4 separate regions of the Homo sapiens genome follow, and all the other regions are linked to region 4. A link is a loop called in an ENCODE intact Hi-C map of the cell type or tissue named here. Cell type or tissue: CD14-positive monocyte. All regions are shown on one strand. Region 1 holds the start of IRAK3 (interleukin 1 receptor associated kinase 3). Region 2 overlaps GRIP1 (glutamate receptor interacting protein 1). Region 3 overlaps IRAK3 (interleukin 1 receptor associated kinase 3). Region 4 overlaps TMBIM4 (transmembrane BAX inhibitor motif containing 4).

Region 1 (8,000 bases), 44 kb after region 4:
CTGTTGTGGGGTGGGGGGAGTGGGGAGAGATAGCATTAGGAGATATACCTAATGCTAAATGATGAGTTAATGGGTGCAGCACACCAACATGGCACATGTATATGTATGTAACAAACCTGCACGTTGTGCACATGTACCCTAAAACTTAAAGTATAATAATAATAAAATTTAAAAAAATTTTGGTTTAAGTTGAAAGAAACAACATCATATTTGTATGCTGATGGAATTGAGGTGGTAAAGAGTGAAAAACTGATCATGTAACAGGGACCAGGGAAAGCATGTGCCCTTGATGCCTTTGAAATGGTAATAGGGATAGGATCCAGTGCACAAACGAAGTATAATGATTTACATAGGACCCTAGATAATTCATCCATGGAAAACACGAAGAAAGAGTATGTTGGCAAAGATGCTAGTAGATAGTTCGATGTAGTAGTGAGATTCCGTGGAAGTTTTTTCCTGATGCATCAGTATTCTCAATAAATATTCTCAAGATAATTGGTGGAGGACAGGATGATGGGAGTTGAGAAAAAAGAAAGTATAGCATAGCTTTCAAGGAGACCAGAAGAATGCATGGGCTAAAGGTGCATAGTATGCTTGTCCAGTGGCATAAAGGACCCACTTGAGAGTCTTGGCCTTGATTTTAAATTGAGTTCAATTAACAGGATTTTGGTTTTCCACCCCGTTCCCCAGCTACACTCAGGTGCATGGGTGTGGAGCCAACTTAGAAAATTGGATTTAATCAGAATTGCAAACTTGCCAAGAGAGCTCAACAAAGTGAGAGAGGAGCAAGGGAATGTAGAGCATATGCAAAGGAGTGAATAAAATAATTGACCACAGACTTAATGGATAAGCAGAAAAGTCAGGATGTCAAGAGGGTGGAGCCAGAAAAGAGGCAGCAAGATTTTGGATTGGATATCTGGTGAAGGGACAGGATTGTTGGGGTCAGAGTACTAGAGGGAATGTGCTAGAAAGACAGGAGGTATGATCAGAGAGTGGATTCATGAAAGAAATTATAGATGGGATGCAGCTATTGATAATGACAAATTCTAGGGGACGCTCATGGGAGTAAGTGTCTGAAATGGAGCATTGGGTGGAGTACAATGTCACCAGAGAAGAGGAGTCAAGGAAATGAGAGGCCAGGGCATTGGAAAGATCACCATCTATTCTACATATATATATATATATATGTGTGTGTGTGTGTGTGTGTGTGTGTATGTTTTAATTTTGTTTCATCAACTTTTATTTTAAGTTCTAGGGTACATGTGCAGGATGTGCAGTTTGTTACATAGGTAAATATGTGCCATTGTGGTTTGCTGCACAGATGATCCCACCACCTAGGTATTAAGCCCAGCATCTATTAGCTATTGCTTCTGATTCACTGCCTCCCCCTACCCCCTCCCCTGACAGGCCCCAGTATGCATTGTTCCCCACCAAGTGTCCATGTGTTCTCATGGTTCAGCTCCCACTTATAAGTGAGAACATGCAGTATTTGATTTTCTGTTCCTGTGTTAGTTTGCTGAGGATAATGGCCTCCAGCTCTATCCCTATCCCTGCAAAGGACATGATCTCATTCCTTTTTATGGCTGCATAGTATTCCATGGTGTATACATACCACGTTTTCTTTATCCAGTCTATCATTGATGGGCATTTGGCTTGATTCCATGTCTTTGCTATTGTGAATAGTTATTCTACATATATTTTAAATCACTGAGAACTAAGATAGGATTAGTACTGGAGAGAGCAACAATGAGCCAGGAGCTAGAGAGTCTAAAAACGAGGAGAAGGAATTGGAGTCGGGGAGATCAGCAGTTGATAGCAACCATGATGATACAACCTGATGATATAAAAATCAAAACTCAAGACAGTTTTAGGAATAGGAAGGCAACATGGTCTGAGAACGACTGCCAACACTGAAAATACAGGAAATTTCACATACTCTAGCTTTCACTTAGGATCCTTGCTTCTTGGTAAATTACAAGATCTGGTAAAGCAGGCCTTTCTGATTGCTTCCCTCATCTGCAGTGATTTCCTGTTTCCTCTGAGTGAGTTTGCCTCCCTGTAGTAGCAATTCAAAAGCTACCAAATAATTAATGGCCTTTTGCCTCTGTTGCTCAGCATGTTCAGGTAGTCCCTTTAAGAGATGTATAGAGGGCCGGGTGTGGTGGCTCATGCCTGTAATCCCAGAACCTTGGGAGGCCTAGGGAGGTGGATCACTTGAGCCCAGGAGTTTGAGACCAGATTGAGCAACATGGGAAAACCCCGTCTCTACAAAAACTACAAAGGTTAGCCAGGCATGGTGGCATGCACCTGTAGTCCCAGCTGTACTGGAGGCTGAGGTGGGAGGATGGCTTGAGCCCAGGGGGTGGAAGTTGCAGTGAGCCGAGATCGCACCATTGCACCCCAACCTGGGCAATCAGAGCGACTAAAAAAAACAAATAAGAAAGAAAGGAGGGAAGGAAGGAAGAAAGGAGGGAAGGAAGGAAGGAAGGAAGGAAGGTAGGTAGGTGTACAGTGTGTACAGATTGACAATAAAACCTTGAACAACGGGATATCGAAATTCTTGCCCACACAGTATGGGCTTTGCCAGTTTTCAGATACATTTTTATGAAGTATTTTCGCTGGCAAAACCATTCAGGTAGGGGCATGAAATGATAGTGTTTCATCACTCGTGATCTCTAGGGGCAGCTATTCCAAAGACTACAATCTGAGAGGTTTCAAAACACCTCTGGTGTTTTCACTTGATGGCCACTGCCCACTCTTCCAGTCACTAAGGCTGAGATTTTTCTCACCACTTTCAAAACAACTTTTTGTCACTGGTAACATGCCTCATGTGACCTAGAAGATTTTGAAACAACAATTTTACTTAAACTCCGTGAAGATTTCAAAACAACAATTTTACTTAAACTCCATGTTGAAGGCAAAAAGGAAGATTGTGTGAAGCACTTTGAGGAAGGAAAAAATGATGGAACGATATTTCATCAAGGAAGCCCATGAGGAAGAAAATTTATTAAAACCAAGTAGGTGTATGGAGGAGAGGCCGCCTCGTGAAGAAAACGAACATAATTTTACGCTGATTTGGTGTCTTTTCTGTTTTTCTCTTGTTGGTATCTACATTCATCTTTTCCAATAATAATCCCATATATGTACATTTTTATCTGTTTAAATTCAGTAAAAGTTGGGAGGAAAATGTGTCAAAACTTTTAGAGTGTGATGGGCTGAGTGGGGTTGTGAGTGATTATCTTCTTTTTTCAGTTTTTTTCTGGGTTTTCCAAGTGTTCCTCGATGAACATGGATAGTTTTTCTGACAGGATAAAAAAGAAGTAGTCCGGGACAGTGGCTAACACCCCGAATCCCAGCACTTTGGGAAGCCGGAGGTGGGAGGATCGCTTGAGGCCAGGAGTTTGAAACCAGCCTGGGCAGCATAACGACACTCCCTCTCTACGAAAAACGAAAAAAAATAATTAGCCGGACGTGGTGGCGTGCGACTGTGGTCCCAGCTACTCGGGAGGCTGAGGTGGGAGGATCGCTTGAGCCCAATAGGTGGAGGCTCCGTGAGCTGAGATAGCGCCACTGCGCTCCTGCCTGGGCGACAGAGTGAGAACCTGACTCAAAACAAAGAAAAAAGGAAGAAAAGAAAGGAAGGGAAGAAGGAAGGAAGGGAGAAGCTTTCAAAAATAAACTTTTGTAAGAAGTAATGACACCGCTAGCCGTCCACACCAGGAGACCGCCTAGCCGTGGGGCACGGTGGGCTCCTGGGAGCTCTGAGCTCTGGGCTTTCTCCAGTTCGCACTCTGCTTGTCTCGGCAGCTCCGTCCCCACCGCAGAGGTGTGAAGGGGCGCAAAGCCAGCGAAGGGAGAACCCGGGTCGGGTAACCCCCAGGCCTGGCCAGGCGGACGCAGGGGCATCTCGGGCGAGGCGCGCCTTGCGTCACGTGGGCACCGCCCCTGCAGTGACCGGAGAACGGCGTGTTCCTAGGGCTCTGCTGCCGTCGTGGAAGCAGGATTTCCGCGGTTGTGTAACGGCCTGTCGCAGGCGTGCAGGGACCTGGACTCCGCCTCGTCCCCGGGGCTCGGGCAGCCGAGCCATGGCGGGGAACTGTGGGGCCCGCGGCGCGCTGTCGGCGCACACGCTGCTGTTCGACCTGCCGCCCGCGCTGCTCGGAGAGCTCTGCGCTGTTCTGGACAGCTGCGACGGCGCGCTGGGCTGGCGCGGCCTGGGTGAGTCGGCGGGGACCGGCCGGGGGCGGCGGGGGAGCCCAGCGCGCCGCGGGGCCCGCTCGGCGTCGCCCTGCATGGCTGGGGTCCCTCGCGGGGCTGGCGCGGCCTCCGGGAAGTTCCCGCCAGGGAGCCGGCCCCCTCCTTTCCTGGGTTGGATGCAGAGACTCCCTGGGACCCAGATGCCTTCCCTCCCTTCTCTTTCAAAGAATTTTGGGTATCGCTGCAAAGTCAAGGGAGCCGAGGCCTGGGAAAGACAGATAACCAGCGTGAAAGCATCTTCTGTTCGTCCGCGATGCCACCCTCACTGGGTTCGCAATGTATGATGTCTTCTGGTCCTTGCAAAATCACCCCAGAACATCATTTTAGTATTGAGACATTTTTAGAACTTTGAGATACTTATCCTTTGGTGTTTTCAATGCATCCCTAAGCCCCTAACTTAATTACAAGTGAAATGCTAAAGTAAACTACGGTTTGCAATGAACGCGGCTCCTAATTTTCTTAATTAAATCTTATTTACCCAATTTCGTTGAATGAAGGTTTATGCTAAAGGGTGGCTTTTTATTTTAATCTAAAAAAATTGGCTTCAGAACTGTATTTTATGCAGACATTGGAAAGTTGAGCAACTGCCTGCTGGAAGTGTTGAGTGTAGCCAGAGATAATTCGGACAAAAATCTTCGTTTTGTTAAGTACAGGCATTTTTGGTTAGATTTGATATTCCACAATGTCATGTTTAATGTTTATTGAAAAGAATCATGATTATGTCAAAATAACTTAGCTTTAATGGTCTGAAATAGGATTTTTCTTACCAGGACTAGCAGAAGGCCTAAGAGGAGAGTTTTCTTTGTTACTGATGAACAGTATGGTGACAGTCTTTGAATTGTAGCAATGGGCTTCTGGTTATACAAAAAATGTTTATATATTTTAAGCTCTGTAATTTTAAGTTATGGCCCTTAAGAAAAAAAAAAAAGTCTGATTTCTAGAAAACGAGATTTCCAGTGTGCATTTGAGGGATTTTGAGGGATAAGGTCACTTCCCCATCAGATCTTTTTGAGATGGATTTTGGCGTGGACAGTATTTATACCCGTTGATTTCCTAGAGTTACTGACTTTGAGAAAGAAAAGTGTTTTTAGTCCAGTTTAATGTTGGTGAATGGGGCCAGGTGGGTGTGGTAAATTAGTGAGGCAGATTATTCTCTCTCTTTCTGTTGATAGCATTGAAATCCAGATATTCATGCTTTACATGGCTTGTCTCATATAACTTCTCCAATTACTCTGTGAGTCATTATCATCGCCAGTGTTTTTTTAACAGGTCAGGAAACTGGTACAAATTGGTTAAGTAACTTGTTCAGGTTCACCAGCTGGAAATGGAAGAGCCAGGATCTGAACCATGGTAGTCTGGATCCAAGGCTTATGTCCTTAACCCCAGCTACTCTACACTTCTCCCCTTACTGCTGTGTTCTTTCTGGCCACATCTAACAGCCTCCCTAAAGTACAGACATTTCTGGCATCAAAGAACAATTCAGTGATCCATTTCAAGCATGCAGCCCTATTTTCCTAGTGGTGAAAATGAATGAGGACCACCCAAATGAGAACAAACAAAAGCTATTTTTTTCAAAGCAAGGGAGCCAGCACCATTGCTTGTGTTTGGCAGAGACTCAAAAGCAGACAGAGGATGGAGGAGGGTGGGAGAAGAAGGCTTCAGCTGTGTCCTGATTGGAGGCTGTTGATATGGGGAAGCTGTAGTTGAGCTACCTAAAAGGGGGTATTTTGTGTGTTTGTTTAGGGGTACATAATTGGCTTTCTCTGGTTGGCCCTAAGTTGGAAGTAGGAGCAAAAATTGAGGAAGTGGTCAGTAATTATTCAAGTCCTGGCCATTTGAGACAGGTTGCTACAGGGGTTCTTGTTTGGCTGCCTGGGCTAGTTGCTACAGTTTAACCCAGTTACTGATAGTTTAACTTGTTAGATACTGTAGACGGTAGGTTGGTTTCTTGGACTGGTTGATGTACATTGCCTGCAGAGTTCTATTTTTATATATAAGCTGGCCATTGTCCCTTTGTGTATTCATTCTCTCACAGGGAAAGGGTCTAAAATGTTTACTCCATGATACTTCAGCTGTAATTCATTGTGCAGGTGGTCATGCCTACTGACTGCCTGGACTACTGAGCTGGCCCTGACCAGGTGCTGCACAAGTTCTTGGCTCAGCAAGAAGGCAAGGCTAGCCCAGTTCAGGGTGTTGAGGCAACTGCCTGTGCTAAACATGCCGAGTTTTCCTGTGGGCACAGCGAAGGGAGAAAGAGGGGAAGAGGTGCAGGTAGGGAAAACTTGACCTTCGAGAGGGGAAGGAGAGTGACAGAGGACTGAATCAAAGAGGCAGTCCTTTGTATGCTCAGGACAGCTGACAGCCCAAGCTTAAATGTAGAAAACAACTGTAATATACTAAGTAAAGCTCTCTCGAGCCGATCGTGATTCTTGATGACGGTGAGTGTCAGGTTATGTTTACAAAGGCAGCTCATATAGCAGCCTATATGATATGACCAGTGTGTGCAGGATAAGGTAAGCCAGTCATTCACAAACACAAATCACCTATGCAGTCTTTTAAATACACAGATGCAGGTCCCACTCCTAGAGCTGCTGATTCAGGAAGTCTGGGTTGAGGGTCCAGCTTCTTTCATTTTTTGTCAAGCCCCAGGAGTGAGTCTGAGGCACAACCTGATTGGTAAGCCATTGCTTAGGCCAAATTCTCTTTTTTAATAGTGTCTTCATATAACAGATATTTTACTACATTCTTTCATTACTTCATTTAATTACTTTTATTTTTAAACATATTCTACATAGTACTCTTCAAATCACTTTTGTCAAGTATTGTTATTAAAAATAATGTAATCACAAGATAATATATTCTGTGGTTATCATTGATGACTTTATGGCTTTTAGTGAAAGCAAGAGCCCAAAAGCCCAAATGAAATATGTTGTTTACGTTACAGACATGATAACGTAGTACATACAGAACCTCTGGAGACAACTCATCTGATTACATTACCATAGATTGGTATTTAAATTAAATTATTTGGAGCAGCTGACACCGTAAAAACCTCTCAACACTTACGATGTACTGAGAAACGCTTTTTGCAAATGATATATAATAGGCTGTATTCAATTTTCTTCCTCTCAAGAAAGAAAAGGGAAATTATTATATAAATCATTAATAATTACTTTAAAAATTAAATGTAAAATCACATTAAGTGTGCATTTGTATATTCAATAAAGATTCAAAATAATAGTAGTAATAATAATAAAGCTACCTCCTGTCAAGGCTTACTATTGGCCATTGTGGTAAGCATTTTACATGGATTATCTCATTTACTTATTACAACAATTCTATCAGGTAGACACTCTTCCTATTTCCATTTTATAGATAGGTGAACTGATTCTCAGAGAATTTAAGTAACTTGCCTTGAGTCACAGTCTTCTAAATGGCACACTAAGATTCTAACCAGATGATCAGACTGCATATTCTATGTTCTTTTTTTCTTTTCTTTTCTTTCTAAATTTTAAATAGATGTGTTTTTTTATGTTATTATTATCTTTTTTTTGAGATGGAGTTTCGCTCTTGTTGCCTAGGCTGGAGTGCAATGGCGCAATCTCAGTTTACCGCAACCTCCGCCTCCCGGGTTCAAATGATTCTCCTATCTCAGCCTCCCGAGTAGCTGGGATTACAGGCATGCACCACCATGCCCGGCTTAATTTTTTTTTGTATTTTTAGTAGAGACAGGGTTTCTCCAT
Region 2 (8,000 bases), 260 kb after region 4:
AGGGTTCGTTAGGCAAAAATCTATGGCCAGGCGCAGTGGCTCACACCTGTAATCCCAGCACTTTGGGAGGCCGAGGTGGGCAGATCACTTGAGGTCAGGAGTTTGAGACCAGCCTGGCCAACATGGCAAAACTCCATCTCTACTAAAAATACAACAATTAGCCAGGAAAGGTGACACACACCAGTAGTTCCAGCTACTCAGGAGGCTGAGGCACAAGAATTGCTTGAACCTGGGAGGTGGAGGTTGCAGTGAGCAGAGTTGGCGCCACTGCACTCCATGGCACACTCCAGCCTGGGTGTGCCACACAAAACAAGAAACAAACAAACAAAACATCTACTGTTAATTACCTAATGGAAAAACTCTACAACATTGGGGAAAACCAAAATCTAGGTGGAGGAAGAATTCAGATTGCTATAAATTCTTTAAAGTCTCACTGCATTAAAAACCAAACCAAACCAAAATAAAACTGGAAATCATAAAATATATATTGTGGATACGGTTTAGGCAAACAAACAAAAAGACTTGTAAGTATAATCAGCAGAACCATATTAATAGGAAAGGCCTTGACTTTACCCACGAGATTGGCAAAATTGTAAATTAAACGTTTACTTTATGGATCCATATCACATTCTGTAATTCCCCACATTAGCTGACTCTTTTGGTGAATGGACACTTTTCAATTGGCTCTATATTCTTATCATAATCAGATAAGATGTCTCTTATTTCAGGGCTACCCAAAGTGTGCTCCTTGCACCACAGCTGTGGCAGCATCTGGGTGTTTATTAGGAATCCAGAATCTCAGGTCCCACCTGGGGTGGTGCCAGGATCTGTGTTTTAACAAGCTCTTCAGATATGATTCTATGCCCTCCTAAGTTTGATTGGAGGGCCTAAAAAATGTGTATAGCCCTTTTGAAAAGCAACATGGGGCATGACTGACTCATCAGGAATCATAGACATTTCCTTTGTATTCTTACTCAGCCATCCTGCTTCTAGGAATATTTTCTTATTTCAAAAGAAAAAAAAAGCTGGATAAAGATATCTATGCATAAAGATGTCTATAAGAGTACTATTTACAATAATGAAACAATTGGAAGCAATATAGTGATTTAAGAAGAGAAGAAAGGTAAATCACAGGCAGTCAATAAAAATGATAGATATTAAGAGTTTATAAAACGATCAAATGTTTACAATGTAAAATTAGGTAAAAAAATGCAACATTCACTTGGTTATAGTTATGCCATATGAATACCAATAAAAACTAGAAAACTACCAGTTTCACTGTATTAGATGATGATTTAGATTTCATCTTTAAAAATTATTTTCATGCAATTATAATATGTTTTCTATAATGAAAATATCTTAATGATATCATTTACAAGCACCATTATTTAAAATTTGTACTACACTCTCAGCACAAAATTTAAAGACTCTTTTAGCTGTGAAACACTGCTGCCACATCACTAGCCAGCTGTTGTATGTAAAACATCAAGATCTAATATCTTTGGTGACAGATGGGCAGTTCGAAAAATCAGTTTTAACTAAGGATGCTCTCAATACCTGAATTATCTTCATCTTTGCGGATTTTGAGCTTCACCAGGTCTTCACATTGCTGGAGGATCTGAACTGCATCTTCCATGGAACAGTTGTCCAGCCGGATATTATCTATTGCGAGCAATTTATCCCCAAGTTCCAGGGTCCCAGTTCTGTTAGTGAATGCAAAGTAACACATGACTAATGATGAGCACTTAACTAGGCCATTTAAAGAGGCATTAAGCATAATGCAGCATTATGGTAGTCTTTAGAGGAAAAGAGGTTCAACTGTTTTTAAATTGTACTTCATTGACAACTCCCTCCCTTCTTCTAGTCTTATTTGGGTTGCCTGCCATGATATTAAATTGCAGAGTATTAAAAACATTTTTTCTTATACTTTTTTCAATTAAACAAGAACATATGTGTCACTCAGGAAGCATACAATTCCTAGGAAGGGAGGTAATGGGCGAGGGTCTGCATAGACCCAGGTATCCTTGTCTTTCTCCATATTGTTGTATTACTTTTGATCCTTGGTAGTCCAGATACTAGGAGAGCATTAAGAGAATGACAGAAGGCAAGGTGTAATAGAGTTAGTGGAAGCCTAAGGCTTGCACCTCTGCTACTTCCACTTGCATCTGGAAACTCACTATGGCCAGAGTAGCATGAAAATTTATAGATGAATCCATAGCTTCTTATTTGGAAAGTGGCCACTGAGACTCTAAAACTGGCTGTGGACCAGGGTAGGTCTGTTGAAAAAAATTTTAAGGTCCATAATGAAACAACAAAAAAAATAATGTGAATGTAGTATGTATATGTTTCTATGTGTGTATATGTATATATACACAGATTTGTAAGAACAGCCTTTTATGCATTATATCTGTGCCAGAGACTGCTAATTGTCTCCCAGCATCCATTCTCCCTTCCCTTCTTTTAAGTTACCCTCTAAAAATGCATGCCCCAGACTCTCTGGGGACCCTCCCCACCTCCTGCCTGTAGCTAGAAAATGGTAACAGGAGGGAGGCGGAGCAAGGTGGCTGAATAAAAGCCTCCACTGATCATCCTCCTTGCAGGAACACCAAATTTAACAACTATCCATACAGAAAAGCACCTTTATAAGAACCAAAAATCAGATGAGCAATCACAGTACCTGGTTTTAACTTCATATCATTGAAAGAGGCACTGAAGAGGGTAGGAAAGAAAGTCTTGAACTGATGATGCCGGCCCCTCCCCCATTCCTTCTGCAGCAGCCACATGGCATGGAGAGAAAAACTGTGCACTTGTGGGAGGGAGAACACAGTGAGGGAGAGACTGCATTGAAACTCAGTGCTACCCTGTCACAGCGGAAAGCAACACTGGGCAGAAGTCAGCTGATATCCACGGAGGGAACATTTAGATCAGCCCTAGGCAGAGGGGAATCACCCATTCCGGTGGTCAGAACTTGAGTTCCAACACGCCTCACTGCTGCACGCTAAAGTGTTCTTGGGTACTAAATAAACTCAAGACAGTTTAAAGCCACAAAGACAGCAATTCCTGGACAAGCCCTGATGCTGTGCTGAGCTCAGAGCCAGTAGACTTGGGGGGCATGTGACCTAGTGAGAAACCAGCTGGGGTGGCTAAGTGAGTGCTTGCAACACCCCTCCCCTAGCCCTACACAGCACAGCTCACAACTCCCAGAGAGAGTCCTTCACTCTAACTGAGTAGAGAAGAGGGGAGAGTAAAGAAGACTTTGTCTTGCAACTTGGATATCAGCTCAGCCATAGTACGACAGGGCACCGGGCAGAGTCCTAAGGCCCCTTTTCTAGGTCTTTGCCCCGGGATAACATTTCTAGACACACCCAGGGCTGCAAGGGAACCTGCTGCCTTGAAGGGAAGGACCCAGTCCTGGCAGCATTTTTCACCTGCTGACTAAATATCCCTCGGGCCCTGAATAATCAGCAGCATGGCTGGGCGCGGTGGCTCATGCCTGTAATCCCAGCACTTTGGGAGGCCGAGGTGGGTGGATCACTTGAGACCAGGAGTTCAAGACCATCCTGGCCAGCATGGTGAAACTCGGTCTGTACTAAAAATACAAAAGTTAGCCAGGCGTGGTGGTGCACGCCTGTAATCCCAGCTATTCGGGAGGCTGAGGCAGGAGAATCACTTGAACCTGGGAGGTGCAGGTTGCAGTGAGCCGATTGCACCACTGCACTCCAGCCTGGGCAACAGAATGAGACTCTGTCTCAAAAAATAAATAAAATTAAATATAATAAAAAAATAAAATCAGCAGCAGTAGTCAGGTAGTACTTGCTGTGGGCCTTAGGTGAGACTCTGAGTTGTGCTGGCTTCAGGTGTGACCCAGCACATTCCCAGCTGTGGTGGCTATGGGGAGAGGCTGTTTCTGCTTGAGAAAAGCAGAGGAATAGTAAAAAGGACTTTATCTTGAAGCTTAGGTACCAGCTCTGCAACAGTAGGGTAGAGTACCAAGTGGGCTCTTGGGTTCCCTGATTCTAGGCCTTAGCTCTTGGACGTTTGTGGACCTGCTCTGGGACAGAGGGGAGCCCATCGCCTTGAAAGAAGAGTCCCGGCCCTGGCAGCATTCGCCACAAGCTGACTGAAGAGCCTTTGGGTCTTGAGTGAACATCAGCAATAGCCAGGCAGTACTTGCCATGGGCCTGGAGCAGTGGTGGCCAGGGGGAGAGACTTCTCTCCTTGAGGAAAGGATGGGAAGGACTTTGTCTTGTGTCTTGGGTGCCAGCTCAGCTATAGTAGAATAGAGCACCAGGTAGATTCCTAAGGTTTTTGACTCTAGGACCAGGCTCCTAGATGGCATCTTTAGACCTGCAAGGGGCCAGGGGGAGCTCACTGCCCTGAAAAGAAGGATACTACCCTGGCTGGCTTTGCCACCTGCTGATTGTAGAGCCTTTGGTCCTTGAGTGAACATGGCCTAGTGGTAGCCAGTAAGGGTTTACTGGCAGCCATAGTTGAGACCTAGTACCACGTTGGCTTCAGGTCTGAACCAGCATAGTCTCAGTGGTGGTGACCAAGGGGTGCTTGTGTCACCCCACCACCCCTCAGCTTCAGGCAGCTCAGCACTGAGAGAGAGACTATATCTGTTTGGAAGAAAAGGAAGAGAACAAGAGTCTCTGCCTAGTAATCCAGATGATTCTTCTGGATCTTACCCAAGACCACCAAGGCAGTATTTTTGAGTCTGCAAGAGCCATAGTGTTACTGGACTTGGGGTGCCCCCTAATGGAGATACAGGTGAAGTGACCAAAAACTTAGATCACAACACCCAAGCCCCTTCGAATACTTAGAAAGCCTTCCCAAGAAGGACAGGTACAAACAAGCCCAGACTGCAAAGACTATAATAAATACTTAACAATTCAATTCTCAGACACCAATGAACATCCATGAGCATCAAGACCATCTGAGAAAACACGACCTCACCAAGTGAACTAAATAAGGCACGAAAGACCAATCACAGAGAAATAGAGATGTATGGCCTTTCATACAGAGAATTCTAAATTACTGTTTTGAGTAAACAATAAAGTTTTGAGTGTGTGATAATACAGATCATAAATTCAGAATCCTATCAGATAAATTCAACAAAGAGATTAAAATAATTTTAAAAAATCCAGCAGAAATTCTGGAGTTGAAAAATGCAATTGACACACTAAAAAAATGCATCAGAGTCTCTTAACAACAGAATTGATGAAGCAGAAGAGATAATTAGTGGCCGGGCGCGGTGGCTCACGCCTGTAATCCCAGCACTTTGGGAGGCCGAGGCGGGCGGATCACGAGGTCAGGAGATCGAGACCATCCCGGCTAAAACGGTGAAACCCCGTCTCTACTAAAAATACAAAAAATTAGCCGGGCGTAGTGGCGGGCGCCTGTAGTCCCAGCTACTTGGGAGGCTGAGGCAGGAGAATGGCGTGAACCCGGGAGGCGGAGCTTGCAGTGAGCCGAGATCCCGCCACTGCACTCCCGCCTGGGCGACAGAGCGAGACTCCGTCTCAAAAAAAAAAAAAAAAAAAAAAGAAGAGATAATTAGTAAGCTTGGAGACAGGACATTTGAAAATACACAGCCAGAGAAGATGAAAGAAAAAAAAAAGCTGGGCCAGGCATGGTGGCTCACGCCTATAATCCCAGCACTTTGGGAGGCCGAGGTGGGCAGATCACCTGAGGTCAGGAGTTCGAGACAAGCCTGGCCAACATGGTGAAAGCCCGTCTCTACTAAAAATACAAAAAAAAAAAAAAAAATAGCTGGGCATGGTGGTGTGCAGCTGTAATCCCAGCCACTTGGGAGGCTGAGGCAGGAGAATCGCTTGAACCCAGGAGGCAGAGGTTACAGTGGGCCGAGATTGCACCACATCACTCAGCCTGGGCATCAGAGTGAGACTCTGTCTCAAAACAAACAAACAAACAAACAAACAAACAGACAAACAATGAAGCACACCTACAAGATCTAAAAAATAGCCTCAAAAGGCCAAATCTAAGAGTTATCGGCCTTAAAGACGAGGTAGAGAGAGGGATGGGGTAGAAATTTTATTCAAAGGGATAATAACAGAGAACTTCCCAAACATAGAGAAAGATATCAATATTCAAGTACAAGAACCTTATAGACCACCTGCAGGAATTTCAGCAACTACAAATGCAAAATAACTGAAATCATAACAGTCTCTCAAGACCACAGCACAATCAAATTAAACCCAAGATTAAGAAATTCACTCTAAGCCAGGGTTTTATGAATAGAACTCTGATCTTCTTGGGATGGAGCCCCTTGCAGGAGGGGAAGCCATGGTCTCTCTTGTTCAGTTGACTTAGCCTTTCCTGCCTGCTGGCTCTGGAGGGTCTGGGTGGTCTGGATGAGGGTGGTTCCCCAAATCACAGTGCACCTGCTCTGTCAAGCGGCAGCCAGACTGCTTTTTTAAGCGGGTCCCTGATACCGTTCCTCCTGACTGGGTGTGACCTCCCAACAGGGGTCTCCAGGTCTCCAGATCGGCATCAGGTCAGTGCCCCTCTGGGACAGAGCTCCCAGAGGAAGGAGAAGGCTCCCATCTTTGCTGTTTTGTAGCCTTTGCTGTCACAGGAGGGATCCAGGCTTGGGGTCTGGAGTAGACCCCCAGCAAACCACAACGGCACTACAGAAGGGGGCCTGACTGTTAAAAGAAAAACAAATAAGCAGAAAGCAACAACGGTAACATCATTAACGAAAAGACCCCACAAAAACTCCATTCACAGATCAGCAACCTCAAAGATTGAGGGTAGATAAGTTCACAAAGATGAGAAAGAATCAACTTAAAACTGCTGAAAACTCAAAAAGCCAGAGTGCTTCTTCTCTTCCAAATAACTGCGACACTTCTTCAGCAAGGGCACAGAACTGGGCTGAAGCTGAGATGACTGAATTGGCAGAAGTAGGCTTCAAAAGGTGGGTAATAATGAACTTCACTGAACTAAAGGAGCATGTTCTAACCCAATTCAAATAAGCTAAGAATCATAATAAAACATTACAGGAGCTGATGACCAGAATAGCCAGTTTAGTGACAAACATAAATGACCTTATGGAGCTGAAAAACACAACATGATAACTTCACAACGCAATCACAAGTGTCCATAGCCAAATAGACTAAGTGGAACAAAGAATCTCAGAGTTGAAGACTATCTTTCTAAAATAAGACAGGCAGACAAGAATAGAGAAAAGAGAATAAAAAGGAATAAACAAAACCTCCAAAAATATGGGATTATGTAAAAAGACCAAATCTATGACTGATTGGGGTACCTGAAGGAGAAGGGGAGAACAGAACTAAGTTGGAAAATGTACTTCAGGATATAATCCAGGAGAACTTCCCTAGCCTAGCAAGACAGGCCAACATTCAAATTTAGGAAATCCAGAGAACCTCAATAAGATACTACAGGAGAAGATCAACCCCAAGACACATAATCGTTGGATTCTCCAAGGTCGAAATGAAAGAAAAAAATGTTAAGCATAGCCAGAAAGAAAAGCCAGGACGCCTACAAAGGGAAGTCCATCAGACCAACAGCAGACCTCTCAGCAGAAACTCTACAAGCCAGAAGAGTTTGGGGGCCAATATTCAACATTCTTAAAGAAAATAATTTCCAACCCAGAATTTCATATCTGGCCAAACTAAACTTCATAAGCAAAGGAGAAATAAGATCCTTTTCGGACATATAAATGCTGAGGGAATTCATCACTATCAGGCCTACCTTGCAAGAGCTCTTAAAAGAAGAGCTAAATATGGAAAGGAAAAACCATTACCAGCTGCTACAAAAACACACTGAAATGCACAGACCAGTGACACTATGAAGCAACCACATAAACAAGTTTGCAAAATAACCAACTAGCATCATGATGACATGATCAAATTAACACATATCAACACTAAACTTAAATGTAAACAGGATAAATGCCCCAGTTAAAAGACACAGAATGGCAAACTGGATAAAGAGAGAGCCAAGACCTATTGGTATGC
Region 3 (8,000 bases), 91 kb after region 4:
ACCTAGATTACCCTCCTGAATCTCTTTTAAATGAATCCTCCACTGTGCTCTAAACCTAGGCCTCCCTGAGTGTTGGTCCCTCTGTGTGTAGCTCAGTGCTTTTAGGACTGAGCTGTCCAAATCCCTGCCTGTTTTGCCTTTGTCATATTAATTTTCTAAATCTATGTAAGGGAAGATAGCTTCTAGGAGGGATGCAGTTTTATTGTACGGCTTTGATAATTGGCTGAGAAAAGGACATCTCAAAATCTGTGTTAAACAGTGGCCTTTTCCCAGAGTAATTCAGGGCTCTGTTTTTATTGGAGGAGTGAACAATGGAAGATGCTGTTACCTTTATTTTCTTTTCTGTATTTGGGCTTCAGAGTGATGAGTCACAAAAGACTTTATCCTAACCCTTTGATATTATTATTATTATTATTATTATTATTTTTAAAAAGCCAAAATTTCAGCAACTTTTATTGACTACCTTTTAAAAGCCCTATGCTGCTGTTTTACAAGGCATAATAGACCAGCTCATCTGGTCAAAGCATTCTACATCATTAGTTTGAACTAACTTTTACTGAAACAGCTACAGCATCAAAAGAGTTAAGGCAAATTGGAATTCATAGAAAAGGATAAGACACTTCACACTGCATTGAAAGAAAGACAGGCCGGGCGCGGTGGCTCACGCCTGTAATCCCAGCACTTTGGGAGGACGAGGCAGGCGGATCACGAGGTCAGCAGATCGAGACCATCCTGGCTAACACGGTGAAACCCCGTCTCTACTAAAAATACAAGAAATTAGCCGGGCATAGTGGCGGGCGCCTGTAGTCCCAGCTACTTGGGAGGCTGAGGCAGGAGAATGGCGTGAACCCGGGAGGCGGAGCTTGCAGTGAGCCGAGATCGCACCACTGCACTCCAGCCTGGGCGACAGAGCGAGACTCCGTCTCGGAAAAAAAAAAAGGCCGGAAAGCTAAGAAGAGAGACACTGACGGCAACACTGAATTACAGCAACACTCGCACTGCAAGCACAGAACACCATGGGTGAAGTCGGACTAGTTAAACTTCAGAAAGCCCATTTCATACAGCTGGAAAAAAAAAACACAGATTAAACACAAAATGAACAAAACCACAAAAATCCGGTCATGCACTTGGATAAGTCTTCACGGTCTTTGTGCATACCCAGAAAATTGAAGTTTTCTTTTCTTTTTTCTTTTTCTTTTTTTTTTTTGCATCATAACATTTGATAAAAATCTGTTTGTTTGTTTGTTTTACTAAAATAAACCTGTTCGGGGGAACAGCTACTAGATGAATTTAAGGTTTTTATGCACCTTATAGAACTTATAGCAAAAATAGTTTTAGTTGATTTCGTTATAAATAACGTTTTCAAGAACTTGTGCAAAATTGTCAATAATTTCCTAAAGCACAATTGATCAGAAAAATCCATGATTGTTCAGCCTTCACACCCTTCTTCATGTAAGAACACCTTTCTGTACATCTCACAGTTACTTATTAGGTTGAAAGGTATATGGAGAATGGTCATTAGACGTCTCGACAGCCACCTGCTGTTGACCACTTGCCTCCTCAACAGGAGCCGCTGTCGTCTGCATATGTTCATACTGTGGCAAGTAGGCTCCTTGCATAGCTGACGTTGCAGGCATGTATGTTCCGGTGCTGCCTAGTGACAGATGACTCATCTGCTGGGCCAGAGGGCTGATCATTGATGCGGGCTGTAGTGACATGGTGTGCTCCATTGAGGGAGTTAACACGGCACCGGGGTGCTGTAGAATATATGGTTGAGGTTGCGTCCAAGAAGGACTTTGCACCTGGTAGGCAGATACAGGAGATACAATATAGGGTGTAATAGAAGTTTGAGTGATCATTCGGTTTGTAGCAATACTGTATGGTGAAGGATAAAATCCGTTTTGTATAGCAGCTGTAGTTGGGTCGTAAGTAAGTGTCATTCCAGTAAGTCTCACCTCTCCTTCTCTATGCCATGGTCTTCCATTAGGGATGTATTTGTTTGGGTTCTGTCTCTTTTTCTGTCCTCCATCAGAAAACTTACACAATAAAGGTTCTGTGGGGGCAGAAACTCCTGGTGGTGTCTTAATAAATTTTCCATTAAAATGACCAGTAACAGCTTCACATTTTTCTGTTGATTCCGTCCTAGCAAAGCCAACACCACGACTTGTACCACTGGCATCACGTAGTATCCTTGTAGAAATAACTTGTCCAAATGGTTTGAGCATATTTTCTAGTTCTTGCTTATCCATGGAGAGTGGCAAATTAGAAATGTAGAGGTTGGTAGGATCTTGTTCCTGTTGCTTTGCCATTTGAGCTTGAACCCCACTGGCCTTCAGGGCAGACACAGCTTTTTGAGCTGCTGCAGGGCTGTCAAAGTCGACAAAACCATAACCTTTGCATTTGTTCGTTGTCTTATGCAAAATTGCGTTTGTGGAGACTATTTTCCCATATGGTTGACAGAGCTTCACCAGGTCCTGGTCGGTGGTGTGGGGAGGCAGTCCTCGGATATAGAGGTTCGTTTTGCTGAGCTGATCCCATCCTGAGTTGCTGCTGCTGCTACTGTTGTTATTACTGCTGGTGGTGCTGGGACTGGGAGGGGCCATGGGGTGGGCTGGGACCAGAGACTGCTGCTTGCGATAGGGCGTCCGGCAGTTGCTGCTGCCCCCGGGGTTGCCGCTGCTGCTGGGGAAGATCATCGCTGCGGGCCGCGGCGGCGGGCGCGGGCGCGGGGCAGCCTGGGCGCGGGGCAGCCTCGCCGCGAGGGGGAGGACGCAAGGAGGGGGCCGGCCGGGCCCCGGGCCGAGGCAGCTTTGGGAACTCCCTCTCGCCGCGCGGCGGCGGCCGGCGGGGGCTGCAGCTCCGCGCTGACTTCCCCTCCGCACTCGTCTAAAAGTGCGGCGCGGCGCGGGGCGAGACTCGAGCAGCTCGGGCAGCCGCCGCTCTGCGTGCCATGGACGGGAGTTCGCGCGCGGAGCTGGCGGCGTCGCCGACTCTCCCGGCGGCAGCGGAGGAGCAGCGCCGCCGCGTCCTCCGATATTATTAAGTTATGTTTTTAAATAGTATGAAATAGCATGGAACAATGTATATAAAGTGAGATTAAGTGGAAAAGACCAAATTAAAGTAGCGTATAGTATATAATTATAACTTTGTATAACTACAAATTCATGCATTAAAAAAATATTAAAAGTAAAATATACCGAAATATCAACAACGTTTTGTTTGGTTGGAGAACCTATAGCTTATTTTTCAATGGCTTATTTTTTTACTTCTTTATGTTCTTTAGATTGTATTTAAAGAAGTATGTTCTAGTCTAGCAATAACATAAAATTTATTAGACAAAAATAACTTGGCGTCAGACCTTACTGTCTCAAACCAATTAATTGGAAAAAGTTCCAAAAGACAGTCTCAAGTTACTAAATGAAATCCTTATCAGTTCAATCATTCTCTGTAATTAATTTTATCAGTAAAGAAGCTTGATAATCTGTCATTTTTATGGTTTTAAAATAGTTTTTAAAATGAAAGTTGGAAAATCATTATTCAGCAGCCTGGTGCCCAAAGTGTGAATAACATCTTTTGTCTAAAGCAAAGTGAAATGGTTCTCATGTCTTCAGCAGGGAGGAGGGAGGATGAGGATGAGGATGTGGATGTGGGAAGACCACCAGAAATCTGGGTTCAGGCCGGGTGAGGTGGCTCACACCTATAATCCTAGCACTTTGGGAGGCTGAGATAGGCAGATCACTTGAGGTCAGGAGTTTGAGACCAGCCTGGCCAACATGCTGAAACCCCATCTCCACTAAAAATACCAAAAAAAAAAAAAAAAAAAAAAATTAACCAGGCATAGTGGCTTGTGCTTGTAGTCCCAGCTAGTCTGGAGGCTGAGGCAGGAAAATTGCTTGAACCCAGGAGGTGGAGGTTGTAGTGAGCTGAAATTGCATCACTGCACTACAGTCTGGGCGATAGAACAAGACTCCGTCTAAAAAAAAAAAAGGAAAAGAAAAAGAAATCTGAGTTCAGACCCAGGTCTTTTTTCTCTTTCTGTGGCCAGAGAGTGGCCAAAAGTTTTCGCACTTGCACATTCGGAGCCAACCAAGACAGTCTTAAGGTGACCTCTTGTTGCTGTCAAATTCTTTGACATTACACCTGCCTATTTTTGTACTGGGCTCTGTACTCACGAGTCTAGGACTGTTACAGGAGAACGTGACCCTGTATTCTCTTAAATCCTGGTCAAGCTTTACCCTGATCAGCTTCCAAATCAGAATGAGGTCAGATATGTTTAGGGAGGCGCCTCCAGCCACCTGCCCACTCTGGAGCAGGTTTTAGTCAAAGTTCTGAAATGCCTGTTTTTCTGAAACACCCTCTCCCTAGTCTTTCATCTGTCCTTCCCCTTCTTTACCAGCCACCCTAGCGATCTCGTTGTTGTCCCTGTCTCTCATCACTGGTTAAGAGTGTGGCCTTTGGGGTCACATAGATCTCAGTACAAATCCCTACTCCTCTACTTTCTGGCACTGTGATCTTGGGCAAGTCACTTAATCCCCTGAGGCTCAGTCTCTTACCTCATCTGGAACTGGGGTGACAGTGCTCCACCTTCTCCCAGCATTGTGAGGAGGAAGTGAGGTGATAGACTGAAAGCACAACCCAGGCCTGGCAATGAGCTGTAATTATCCCCCCACAATGTGAGAAAAGTGCTTCATCCAACCTGTACTTGAACCCTTGCTGTATGGTGGGCCCAGCATGTTGTGGGGGTCCAGCTCCATTTGGGTGCAGCTCTCATTATTCAGACTTCTTTTCTGTGGAGCTAAAATCCTGTGACTTGCCCATTTGCCGCTGGAATTATCTATATACAGCTAAAGAAAAAGGAGATAAAAGCTCATTTCATTTCTCTTTGAAATCAATAGTCTCTTAGTCTTTCATGAGTAGCTGAGTAAAAAGATGTCTCAGTTAACTATAGTAAATCAAAAGAGCACCAAACAGAAAAATAGTGGGGCTAGGTGTTAGTTCTGGCCCTGCTATTAAGCGGTTTTGCATGGAACAAGTCATGTCAACCCTGTGGGCCTCATTCACCTCCTCTGCAGGATTCTATAGCAGTGATGACAAGTCAGTGTTGTCTCATGTTCCATGTCTGATTGATTGATAATGATTTCCCACATGCAGGGTTGAAAGAGAATCTATGGTGGGTGCTTTCTGAACTAAATTTTTGATGTTTGCCAAGAATATGGGAGGATGTTTTGGGAGGATAAATGTTATGGCAACATTTAAGCCACATATTCACCATTCCTATACTGAGTAGTCTAGGGCTACCCTCAGTTTCAAATCCTCTTTACATAATTGATTATATCAACAAATATTTACTTAGTATCTTCTATAGACTCAACATTATGCTTAAGTAAACAACATCAGGTGGGCTCCCTGTGGGTGTCAAACAATGTCGTTGGAGCTGTACAGCAGGAATTTTGGAGAAAGGAGGAGCACTGGAATTTGGAGCAGTCAAGTGAAAAGTTTATGGAGGAAGTGAATCTTATGGCTGCAGAGAGGACTCAGATAAAAATAAAGCAGGGGAGAGTATTTTCAAGATGAGGGGAACAGAATGGGGAGAGGCCAAGACAGCAGAAAGCATAGTTTGTCCTGACTGCATAGTAAGTACTAATACCTTAAGGGTAGCAGATAGACTGCAGTCAGATGAGAGAGCTCAATGAGAGCCAGAGACTTTTCACCTGGCATCAACGCCTGCTGAATAACTTGTTAGCAATCCTCCCAGCAAGCCTGAGTTCAGGTATTACAGTTATTATCTCCATTTGATAGAGGAGAAAGCTGAGGCTTACAGAGATTAGTGACTGGCCTCTGTCTCATGGCTGTAGAAGGGAAAAGGGAGGTTGCATTCCATGTTTGTGTGAGTCCAATCATCATGCACTTTTTAAGGAATTAAAGGTCTGGGATTAATGGAAGCATGTTGGCGTCATCAGCAGAGACAGGGAAATTGGGAAGGAGAGGAGAGCATAATTAGTGTGCAGAAACTTGGAAATGCTGACATTGGACTCCTGGCAGAAGCAAGAGGCATTGAAGAGGAGATCGGGCCTGGAAAGCGGTGAGAGTAGATAGCTTTCTAAGGAAGAAGCTGTCAAAGACACAGCTCAGAAACACCCACAGGAGAAGCAGTGCCCATGTTTCCAAGGTGTTTTCAACAAGTCTGGGGGTTTATTTAGCTAAAAAATGTCTTAGTAATTTGAACTCTTCAAAGAGAATGTTATAAAAACAAAACCTGCTTCCAGGTGGTGGAATTTGAGAAGGAAAGGACTTAAAGAAAAGAATCTTGAAAAGTTGCAGCCTATATTCTTGGCCAAAGACCCTCACATTTTTATTGGAGAAACGAAGATGTTTTTGACTTACAGGATCACTTAAAAGCATCTGAAGGCAGTAAACTTCCTTGTTATTTCCCTCCTAGCCCTTAGTGAGCTTAATTGTTTTCACATTTATGAACTATTTTAAATGGAAATGCATTTTATCCTTAGCATTTTCCATCCCAGACATTTCATTCCTGCTAATGTTTCCAAAGCAAAGAGATAATCTTGGTGAACATTTCTAATGTTTCCTATAAAATCATGTTCTTTAATCAGTATTGCCATTTGTCTCCTGCCAAGTGAAACAGTCTTTCATACAAGGGAAATGGTCTAGGAAAGAAACAAAGAAGAAGCCATTTGCTTCAAAATGGACTTTTTTTTTTTTTTAATGGAAATTGATCAGAGATGTAAGGTCAGAGTGAGTGAGTGCATGGGTAATTTCCTCTCCAAAAGACTAGAAAAACTGAGTGGTTGGGAAGAGGGCATAGGGGGCCACAGATTGGCCCCTCCCTGCCACCAGGACACCCTTGCCTGAAGACCCAGGCTCCTCCTGCCTTTATCCCCAGACGGGAAGGTTGGAGCCCAGCTCAGTGTTTAACAGGCATGTCAAAGCCTACAGGGAATGCAAAGTGTCTTTCTTTGTTTGACTGATAAGATTCTTTAATCAGTCTCCTCCCTTTCCCTCATAACCCCCTCAAAAAGCCTATTTTTATCTTTCAGAAAAATTTTAGATATATATAATTCTTTTTCCTCAGATTTTTCCTGTTTTCCCCCAGTGCCTCCCCTCTTCTAAAATATCCAAATATGATTTTTTCTAAGGGATGCCAAAACAATTAAATATGACATAAATTAAAATTTCCCCTATTAATTCTATTTGCCACCACTCTAATCCCCAACATTCATTTACTTATATACATAGATACATACACATATGCACGGTACATGCCAGTTTTTTTCTGTCTCTCCATTGTCTTAAAATGTCTGGAAAATACGTTTGCCCAGAACTTCCTGGAACTATTTGAAACTCAGCCAATTTGTTGGCATTAACTAACTGAAGGGTCCTCAGATTTCCAGGGACATCCTACAACCCCCTGTATTTTTGTTCCTTGAGTTGGTGTCTTTGGACTTCTAGAGACATGCAACCAAGCCTTTTGGGATTTTAAGGTAAGGTAATGGACATAGGATGGACAATGGCCAGCCTATATCCTTTAAAGCATACTTTGAGCCCTCTGTGAGTGTCACTCCTTACGTTTTCTCATTTAATACTGGTAAGAACCCCGTGAAGTAAGCAGTATCAGATCTTTATACCAACAGGGAAACAGGCTTAGGGGGGTTGTGCTAGTTGTGGGTAGATTTGGAGTTTCACAATTAAAGGAGGAACACCCATTACTGGGCCTTTGCACCGAGTGCCTAGACTCAGAAGGCACCAACAAGCAAAAACAAGCTTGAATACTGTGTCTCTCAGACCTGCCTAGGTTCAGTGGGGATGAAAAAGAAAGCTCCGCAGTCCCACAGGGGAATAAAGGGTTTCAGATTTGTAGCATTCCAGGCAGGATGCAGTGCACACTTAAGTTGGGGTGGGGTGCACAACTGTTTTAGTAGCCTGCAGGTTCTAGGAGAAACTGAGTCTTGCCTCATCTGGTTAGGGGAGGCAGGGCATCTGGT
Region 4 (8,000 bases):
ATTTTTAAAAACCAAGATCCAACTATGATTTCTAAAAAAAAAACCTTGTAAATATAAAGACACAAATACATTAAAAATAAAAGGATAGAAAAACATATACGATGCTAACATGCTAACACAAATTAAGAAGAAAGCTGGGGTTGCTATATTAATAACAAAATAGATTTTAGGGCAATGATATTACTAGAGCTAAAGAAGGTCACTTCATAATGATAAAGGGGTCAGTTCACCAAGAGTACGTAACAATCCTAAATGTTTCTGCATCTAAAAATGAAGTTTAAAATAATATGATGCAAAATTATAGAATTTACATAAGAAATAGACCAATCCATACTTGTAGTTGGAAATTTCAACACCCCTCTCACATTGATAAAACAAGTAGGCAGAAAATTAGTAAGCAAATAGAACACTTAACATTATGAACCAACTTTACCTAATTGACATTTATCAAATCATCCGACAGCAGCAGCAAAATACACATTCTTGTCTAGTGCACAAAGAACATTTACCAAGATACCATTAAAAAATAAATAAATAAATAAATGCAAAAGGACTGAACTCATACAAAATAAGTTCTCTCACAGTAACAGAGTTATTTATTGTAATGCTATTTGGTGAAATGAAGGCATGATGAGAATCTAGTCCTCAGCTGTCTCTCTGAAATGGCCCTAAAATTTCTCAGGATACATCTGGCATACCTAAGTGAGAATGAGGTATCATGCTACCTCACAACATAGATCCTTCAGGACTGAAAGGGACTTAGGATTTGCTTTTTCATTCTTAAAGCCTAGGGAAATTCCAACGTTCCTGCACCATGGGGTATGGGGAAGGTGATATTAAGAACTTACAGCATCCGAGATATTACCCTACTTGCAGGCTAACAAGTTAGCCTGGCACAGTTTCATGGATGCATCAAGCTCCTAGGTCTGAGATAAAGGACAGTTTACAGTAATAACAGTAGTATCAGCATTTTTATGACAGGGCCCAGGTGATGCTAAGAGGGCCACATGACACCTACACACACAGTGGGTTGTGTTACAAGAGAGGAACCTTGAATTTAGGGAAGCAAGTCTTTTTTATAATGGAAAGTAAACATGCTTGCCCTCTGCTCTAGCGAGCACTATTTCTATCTTTCCAGGCTGTTCACTATTGGAAAAAAAAAACCCTTAAAAAGATTGTCTGGAACAAAGAGCAGTCAGCACATCATTCACAAGACATTCAGAAACACGAGACCCATGAAAAATCCTCTCCAATTCTTGTGGGCTTCTAATAAGACATTAGGATAGGGCTGCCAGAGGTCACTGGACATTAATTTACTCTTATTCACTAACTGGACAAGATCCTACATTTGAGCCTGATCAGACACTATTGACAATACATATTAAAACAGATACCTTTTCTCCACTACAACATCCAAGTTGAAATCTGACACACTTAGGCTCCCTGGTTAAGCAGCATGCCCCACCCAGCAACCTAAGTGTACACACACTAAAACAGTTATTTAGGGTCACAGGCTCCATTTGGTAAGTTTCTGGTAAGAAATTCAGCCTAAGACTTGTCAGTTTATGACAGCATTCTCTGTAGATACTGTAACAGGTAAAGATTTGAAAGTCATGTCCTACAAATATTCTGCCTAAGTTGTTAGTTCACTCTACTCTGACTCACATCTCATTAAATATTTAAGCATCAAAGAGAGCAAATTTTCTGAGAATATAGATAAGATATACCATGGACATAGTGCTGATTTTGCTATTCTAACAACTCCATCTAGAAGACTGACAAATCCTACCCTCATCCCTCTCAACAAGAAGCACAGAATAAAAAATAACTTACAAACAGTGATGTACCAGTAAACTGACTTTCTAGGAAAGAAAATGAGCCCTGATTTGTAGTGCTTCTTAATTTCTGTGGTGTACATACATCCTTCATGGCCTACTTTAAACTTCCAGCAGTTTAACAACTGACTTGCAAGATGCCTCATAAGCTGGCACAAGGCAACTCTAGCACACCAATGACCAGTTGCCACAGTTATCATATGTAGTTCTGAGATTTAATTCCTTTTGTGGCAGAATTACCACAGGATAATGATGTTGTAAAAACATCACAGCTTTAAGTCAATCTATGAAGCACTGCCACCATTGCCTGATACTACCATACATCCAAACATTTAACGCACTTCTTCAGTCCCTATTATGTCCCATAAACAGGTCAGAAGGAACAGCCTATAAACTTTTTAGAAAATATTTTCACAGAAAATCTTTTCCCTCGGTCTTTATATCCATTTTGGCACTCAGCTTCCACAACCACTTTGGCTTTGAGGCGTCACAGTAAGTAGTGCCATTAAGTTTTATTTAAAATGCAATAAAGTGCTACTCTTAAGTAGCTGAATCTATGGCATACTGACCAAAGTATAATTATTATTAGGATTTTGCTAGAGAGTCATTACATGGCAATATCCAGTAACTAATAGCAGTAGATGTGATTCAGTGGAGAACTGGGCTGTATACCAAGAGCAGTAGTGAAGTGTTAGGGTTTTAAATAGGTATACTGTAATCAAGTTTCCATTTTTGTATCACCCAACTGCTTGGTGGAAAAGAGGCTGGAAACTGTTAAGACTGGAGAATAGAGAGGCTGGTTGTAGTAATACAGGTAAGAGGCAATTTTGAAAGGGTTCCGTTTCCAGTACTACAGCAAGTAAGAACTATTCCAGACTAATTACTGCCCCTGTCCCACCCCGAAAAACTACTGAAATGATGCATAAAAGAGAAAACAAAGAATACGTTCTTAAAAACATCAAATAACTGTCAAGGTAGAATGGAATTATCAAATCAAAATCTAGGTAAAAGTGGAAACCCAAAGAAGTAATCATAGTACTGTAGCTGAATTTGCCCAACTACAAGAAAAGTCATCAATGCACTAAGCAGGGGTAAATTGCGGGGTGGGGGCAGAGAAGAACCATCCCTGGGAAATTGTCACCACAAGCTATCCCTTTGCTGATTTGTAGTCTAACTGAAGAACACTTGTGTGGTTGGGAAAACATCGTAAGCCATGAATTTAGTTTCAAGTGGACCCAATCCAATAGTTTTCCCAGATGCTAGGCGAAAACCCAAATACTGTATGGAAAAGTGCACCTTCAATCAAGGCCTCAAAGAAATTCAACAAATAGTTTTTCAAGGACAATTACATAGTCAAAAATAACTGAACACTTAAAGAAAGAAAATATCATAAGAATTATCAGAAACAGCAGACACAGACAGACGCACTTCAGAAATATCTGGTCTCAGATCTATATATGATCACTGTAATACCATTTCTATCAATCAATGTAAATTTATTATGAAGAGGCTGAAATATAAGGCAAGTTTACCAGAAAAGGATTTAAGAGAGATGATACTGGAATTAATGAAAGGGAGGGAACAGTTGGAGATTGGGTTGAGAAGAGGAAGTAGAACAAAACTTTCATCATATATGCCACACAAATATGTATGAAACATCCTTCCAAAGAAGGAAAAGAAAATAGAAAATGTTACCTCTCCCTAAATCAAACTCCATTCTAATGAAACTATTTAAGCAGCTCGCGCAATTGTCAGTGTTGGCTGACCAACTATATTTTATCTCAATAGAGACTTCTGGTGTTCTGGATTACCAGAATAAAAGGGGTGGGGGAGGAAAGAAAGTTTAGCAAGAGCAGAGTTTTGTAAATAGTGTTGTAACAGGAAAAAGAAAACGGTTGGGTGACTGTGCCAACAGGAAGCCACTGTGAGCTTAGAAAAGAGTCTATGCATTCCTACCAGGTGAGGGCAATGCTGTACCATAATCCTAATATAAAAAGGATCATTCCGTATATTTGTTTGAGGAAGGATACAGGTTAATCTAGATGGATCAAAAGGTCTTAAAGTTCATGCAGACCCTTTCAATACCTGTACTAATTACAGCGCTTCTTCCAAGAAGACGTGGATGGTCTTGGTAACATTTATGCTAAGACAAAGACTGAAGTAATTTCAGTAAATTCCATAATGTTAATAAAGCATACAAGCTTAAACTCTCTGGAAAGCTTATTTTTTTTTTTAATTCACTTCCCTTTCACTATAGGAGAGAAGCAAATAAGTCAAAGCCACTTTCCATTTCTGTGTATGTTCTAGGAGTAGGACCTGGCCCTAGTACTCAAAGAGATGATCTCTTATTACCCTCCATTTTAAAAGACAGTACCCAAAAATAACAGTGTAGCACATTCCTCAAAACCACCTATAATAATTAAAGACATCTATCTATTATATCCAAGAATATATACAACTTACCCTGCTCCAAATTTGCTGAAATCCTTCTTAGATTGTAGAGTATACACAGTCAAACCAAAAAATACTGTAGTAGTCAGTATGAAAGCTTGCAGAATAATATATACATCATAGAAAGTAACTGTAAAATTAAAACACTGATTAACATGCATATAAACATGCTCAATACAAAACAGCTTTTTCTGGCATTTTATAGAAATGCTTCATTTTCTCCTGTACTTTATGCCAATAAAAACAATTAGAAAAGATTTCTTATCCATCCTTGACTACATGGGTACAGTGAAACCACACCCATAATGCAATTAACAGTCTCCAAAAAATTCATTCATACAAAATCAGAGGTCACATTATTACCAAGTTAATGAAATGACTGGAGAGCTATCACGCCTGTAGCCAGTTTGGAGTTCTACAGGTATGGGAGTGATTCTCAGCCATCTCTGTCCCAGGCACAGTTTACCACCATCTGTGGTGATTGTCCATTATGGTTTAAATATCAATAGGGATGATTCTGGGTCTCCTGCCTGGCTGGGAATTCCTGGACAGTAGCAGCAAATCCAGCAATCATCTAGTTAGTTATACTTGGTTTATCAGCCCAAATCAAGGAAATTGGGAAAGAAAAATATTGGGGCTGTCTGGGGTTGCCTACCATTCACTTACCCTGCAGAGGACAGAAACCAACCACTAACTGCTTTATATCCAAATGTGTATTATCTTGGAGTACATTATTTTGGGGTTTACTGAATATATGCCAAATTCCTTTCTGTAATTTTAGAATAATCATCCATTCAATTATGGCTATTGTAATAAAACTCCTTAACATTTTAATAAATTGCAAAGTTATAACCTCTTGGAGGTTAACTGCTTTGAACCCAAAGCCATTTAAGTAATTTTTAATTTTTCAGGGGAGTAATTATTCATGTTCTTTCTATCATTAAATGCTACATGATTGGAATTTCTCTGTTTATGCCATTACAGGATTAGGAAGGTGAACATGGAAAAGATAAGACATGAAGTCCATTTTGCTTCTTGTCAGTAATTTAAGTATACGATTAGGTTGAAAAGATATTGCAATTACTGAGGAAAATAATGTTCTCAGATTACCTCATCTATGTTTTTCTACCCCCAATTCCAATAATCCTGAAATGAATCTCTCTCCTACATTCTTTATACATAGTAGGGGCTGGAGAAGGGAGAGATGGATTTGATAACCTTAATAGTAAGTAACATTAATAATAAGTAAATATTAATAATACTTCCTTTCTCTGTTAAGAAGCTTCAATCCTATTTATTATTTATTACTATTTATTTATATTGATTCTTTTAAAAAGAGATTACAAAAACATACAGATTAAACAAAACTGGCATAGAAAGGTTAAAAAAACTAATGACAAAGTAGGAAGAGTTAAATATATTAACTATAAGGATAAACAACTTGCTATTATGGAGAGTAATAATTAACTCTGACCTTTTTGGTACTCAAGGTTAACCATTTTGAGACAATCAGAATTTCTATTCTTAATTTACTGAAATTTTTTATTTGAGGCATTACATAGGGTACATCAAGTAATTATAACAGAAACGGCCTTCAAACACATATTTAACATGAAATACAGAGCAGAAATTACCACTGTTTCTTGCAGTGCCATTTGATAAAATATGAGGATATAATGTTAAAGCACAGTTCAGTTTGGCACAGGCCAGTTAAAGGAGTTAAGCTCATACATATGATCAAAGTACGTGGCTCAGAACACATGTTCTCAGTTACTTGATGATAACTTTAAATTAGGGAAAAGATTAGCTATAGTTGTCTTATTTTTCTAAATGGGTAAACAAATGAAATACTGTTCTCCATTCCTTTTATTTTTCTTTTCCACTTCTAAGCTCAGCTGAAATATGTAAACGATAAATATCTAACTTTTGCTTATACTTTAGAAATTATTTGTCCTATGCTATATTTCTGAAATATGATATTCCATGATGTTAAACTTTAGCCCCAAATACCTTTTTACCTGAAAGATCTATCTACATTAAAAAGTTATTATAACATATAGAAATGCAGTTACGGCTTACCAACAACTGCCACAGTCAGAGCTTCCAACAGCGTCTAATGAAAAGAAACTTAAATTAGTGACTGTAAAATTTATACTATCTCATGTACATTTTCTAATTTCTAGCAGCTTAATGTGATCCCATATGAATGATCTCATTTTAGCTTCAAAGCAGCCCTGCGAAGTATATGGGGCAGTTAGTAAACCCACCATAATGAAAATGAGACCTCAGTATATTGAGTGGGAATATTAACATTCTAATTCTGATACTATGACTCTTTAAGCTCTAATCGCATATTTGTAACAGGAAGACTATAAATATAGAACATTCTGTTTTTCTTACTGTGTAATATAAATAAAAATACAATTGCAAAATTATGTGCACATTTATAAAACCTCAATACCTCACACAAACATAGGAAGAATAAAATATTTAGGTAGTACTTTGGTGTGGGAGTCTTGAAAGTGTTTCCCAATATTCATTCTCTCTTTCTTCCCTAATAACAGAATTTTTACCTGGACACATGGCTGTTCAGATTAAACTGCATTTTTTCAGTCTCCTTTGCAACTCTAGGTCTGACTACGTAACGATACTCTAGCCAATTTAATGTGACTAAGATAGGAATTCAACTTCTGGATTGTGCTCTAAAAACAAAGAAAGACTTGCTCTCCCCTTCCTCTTCTCATTTGTTTGTATTAATAACTGGATACTCTGTGGCTATGGAAGTGATCTATCTTATACCATATGATCTATCATATACCACTCTAGGAATGCCTGGACCTTAGCAGAAGCGTGGGCCCTTGTCACCTTCACTAAATTGTCATTCAAATTTTTACATGAAGAGAAATAAACTATCTTGTTTAAGCCATTGTTATTTTGTCACTGTTTAAGTCAAGTCAGAAGTAGCTGAACCCATATCCTAAATAAAAGACTTGGGGATACTGAGCCATGTCCTCTAGCCTCCCTTTCCCCTTAATTACAGTATCTTTATTTTGTCTTATATCCTTACTCTAGATAGATTTTATCAATCATCTGATAGACCATATCACAAAGGCAAAGCCAGAAATAAAGGCAGTGGCTGTATAATCACACTCCTGGTAGAAGCATCCCTGTACTCCACCCTACCTGATATCAGGAAACCATCAGCACCAGAGCAAAAATGGTATTAGAAATTGTACATAGATGTGGAGGCAATGGAACTGCTGTCACATTTTAATGCTTTTAGTAGTGCCAGCAAAAATGGTAGCAAAAGATGATAGAAATTTTTTTCTGGGCTGGGCATGGTGGCTCAGACGTGTAATCCCAGTACTCTGGGAGGCCGAGGCAGGTGGATTGCTTGAGTCCAGGAGTTTGAGACCAGCCTGGGTGACACAGCAAAACCCCCTCTCTACGAAAAACACAAAAAAATTAGCCAAGGATGGTGACATGCGCCTGTAGTCCCAGCTACTTGGGAGGCTGGGAGGTGGGAGGATCGCTTAAGCCCAGGAGGCAGAGGTTGCAGTGAGCCAAGTTCGTGCCACTGCACTCCAGCCTGGGTGACAGAGAGAGACCCTGTCTCAAAAAAAAAAAAAAAAAAAAGAAAGAAAGAAATTTTTTTGGGGGGGGCAGGGCAACATGATTATACTATATTCTTGCTATTTATGACAAGATTTTAGG

What was found. Hi-C counts contacts between places; a loop is a spot of excess contacts. Peaks named below come from ENCODE experiments on the same cell type or tissue, not always from the same donor. Only the 100,000 strongest peaks of a DNase experiment are listed, where the experiment ranks them.
Region 1: a loop joins it to region 4, with 2.0 times the contacts of the local background. A loop is called at or near these places in 2 of 110 quality-filtered maps.
Region 2: it touches region 4 in a loop (3.0-fold over the local background); 32 of 110 quality-filtered maps call a loop at or near these places.
Region 3: it touches region 4 in a loop (2.8-fold over the local background); 16 of 110 quality-filtered maps call a loop at or near these places.

Annotation. Positions count from the first base shown.
Region 1 is chr12:66,185,215-66,193,214 of GRCh38, forward strand. It overlaps IRAK3 (interleukin 1 receptor associated kinase 3), which reads left to right and starts at 4,000. Exons shown (of 12, transcript NM_007199.3): 1 at 4,000-4,218. The coding sequence starts at 4,086. RefSeq lists silencers at 4,105-4,154, 4,175-4,334. In CD14-positive monocyte, no CTCF peak of the experiment used is centred here; DNase peaks (open chromatin) are centred at 2,227, 2,827, 3,967, 5,517 and 1 weaker place; H3K4me3 peaks cover 5,879 bases; H3K27ac peaks cover 5,962 bases.
Region 2 is chr12:66,404,726-66,412,725 of GRCh38, forward strand. It overlaps GRIP1 (glutamate receptor interacting protein 1), which reads right to left. Exons shown (of 25, transcript NM_001366722.1): 16 at 1,558-1,703. Among named protein-coding and RNA genes, the nearest start is that of HELB, 110 kb to the left of the region's middle. RefSeq lists an enhancer at 3,100-3,600. In CD14-positive monocyte, CTCF peaks have their summits at 4,745 (motif pointing left) and 4,949; DNase peaks (open chromatin) are centred at 3,016 and 4,746; H3K4me3 peaks cover 916 bases; H3K27ac peaks cover 1,819 bases.
Region 3 is chr12:66,232,592-66,240,591 of GRCh38, forward strand. All of the region lies in intron 8 of IRAK3 (interleukin 1 receptor associated kinase 3), which reads left to right. It also overlaps the pseudogene RBMS1P1. Among named protein-coding and RNA genes, the nearest start is that of MIR6502, 14 kb to the right of the region's middle. RefSeq lists an enhancer at 2,481-2,560 and a silencer at 2,621-2,900. In CD14-positive monocyte, CTCF peaks have their summits at 1,551 (motif pointing left), 3,407 and 3,606; DNase peaks (open chromatin) are centred at 1,620, 2,850, 4,570 and 7,700; H3K4me3 peaks cover 3,940 bases; H3K27ac peaks cover 7,080 bases.
Region 4 is chr12:66,141,543-66,149,542 of GRCh38, forward strand. It overlaps TMBIM4 (transmembrane BAX inhibitor motif containing 4), which reads right to left. Exons shown (of 7, transcript NM_016056.4): 4 at 6,366-6,399; 5 at 4,299-4,416. Among named protein-coding and RNA genes, the nearest start is that of LLPH-DT, 15 kb to the left of the region's middle. In CD14-positive monocyte, CTCF peaks have their summits at 3,812 and 4,011; DNase peaks (open chromatin) are centred at 3,439 and 3,749; H3K4me3 peaks cover 1,938 bases; H3K27ac peaks cover 5,732 bases.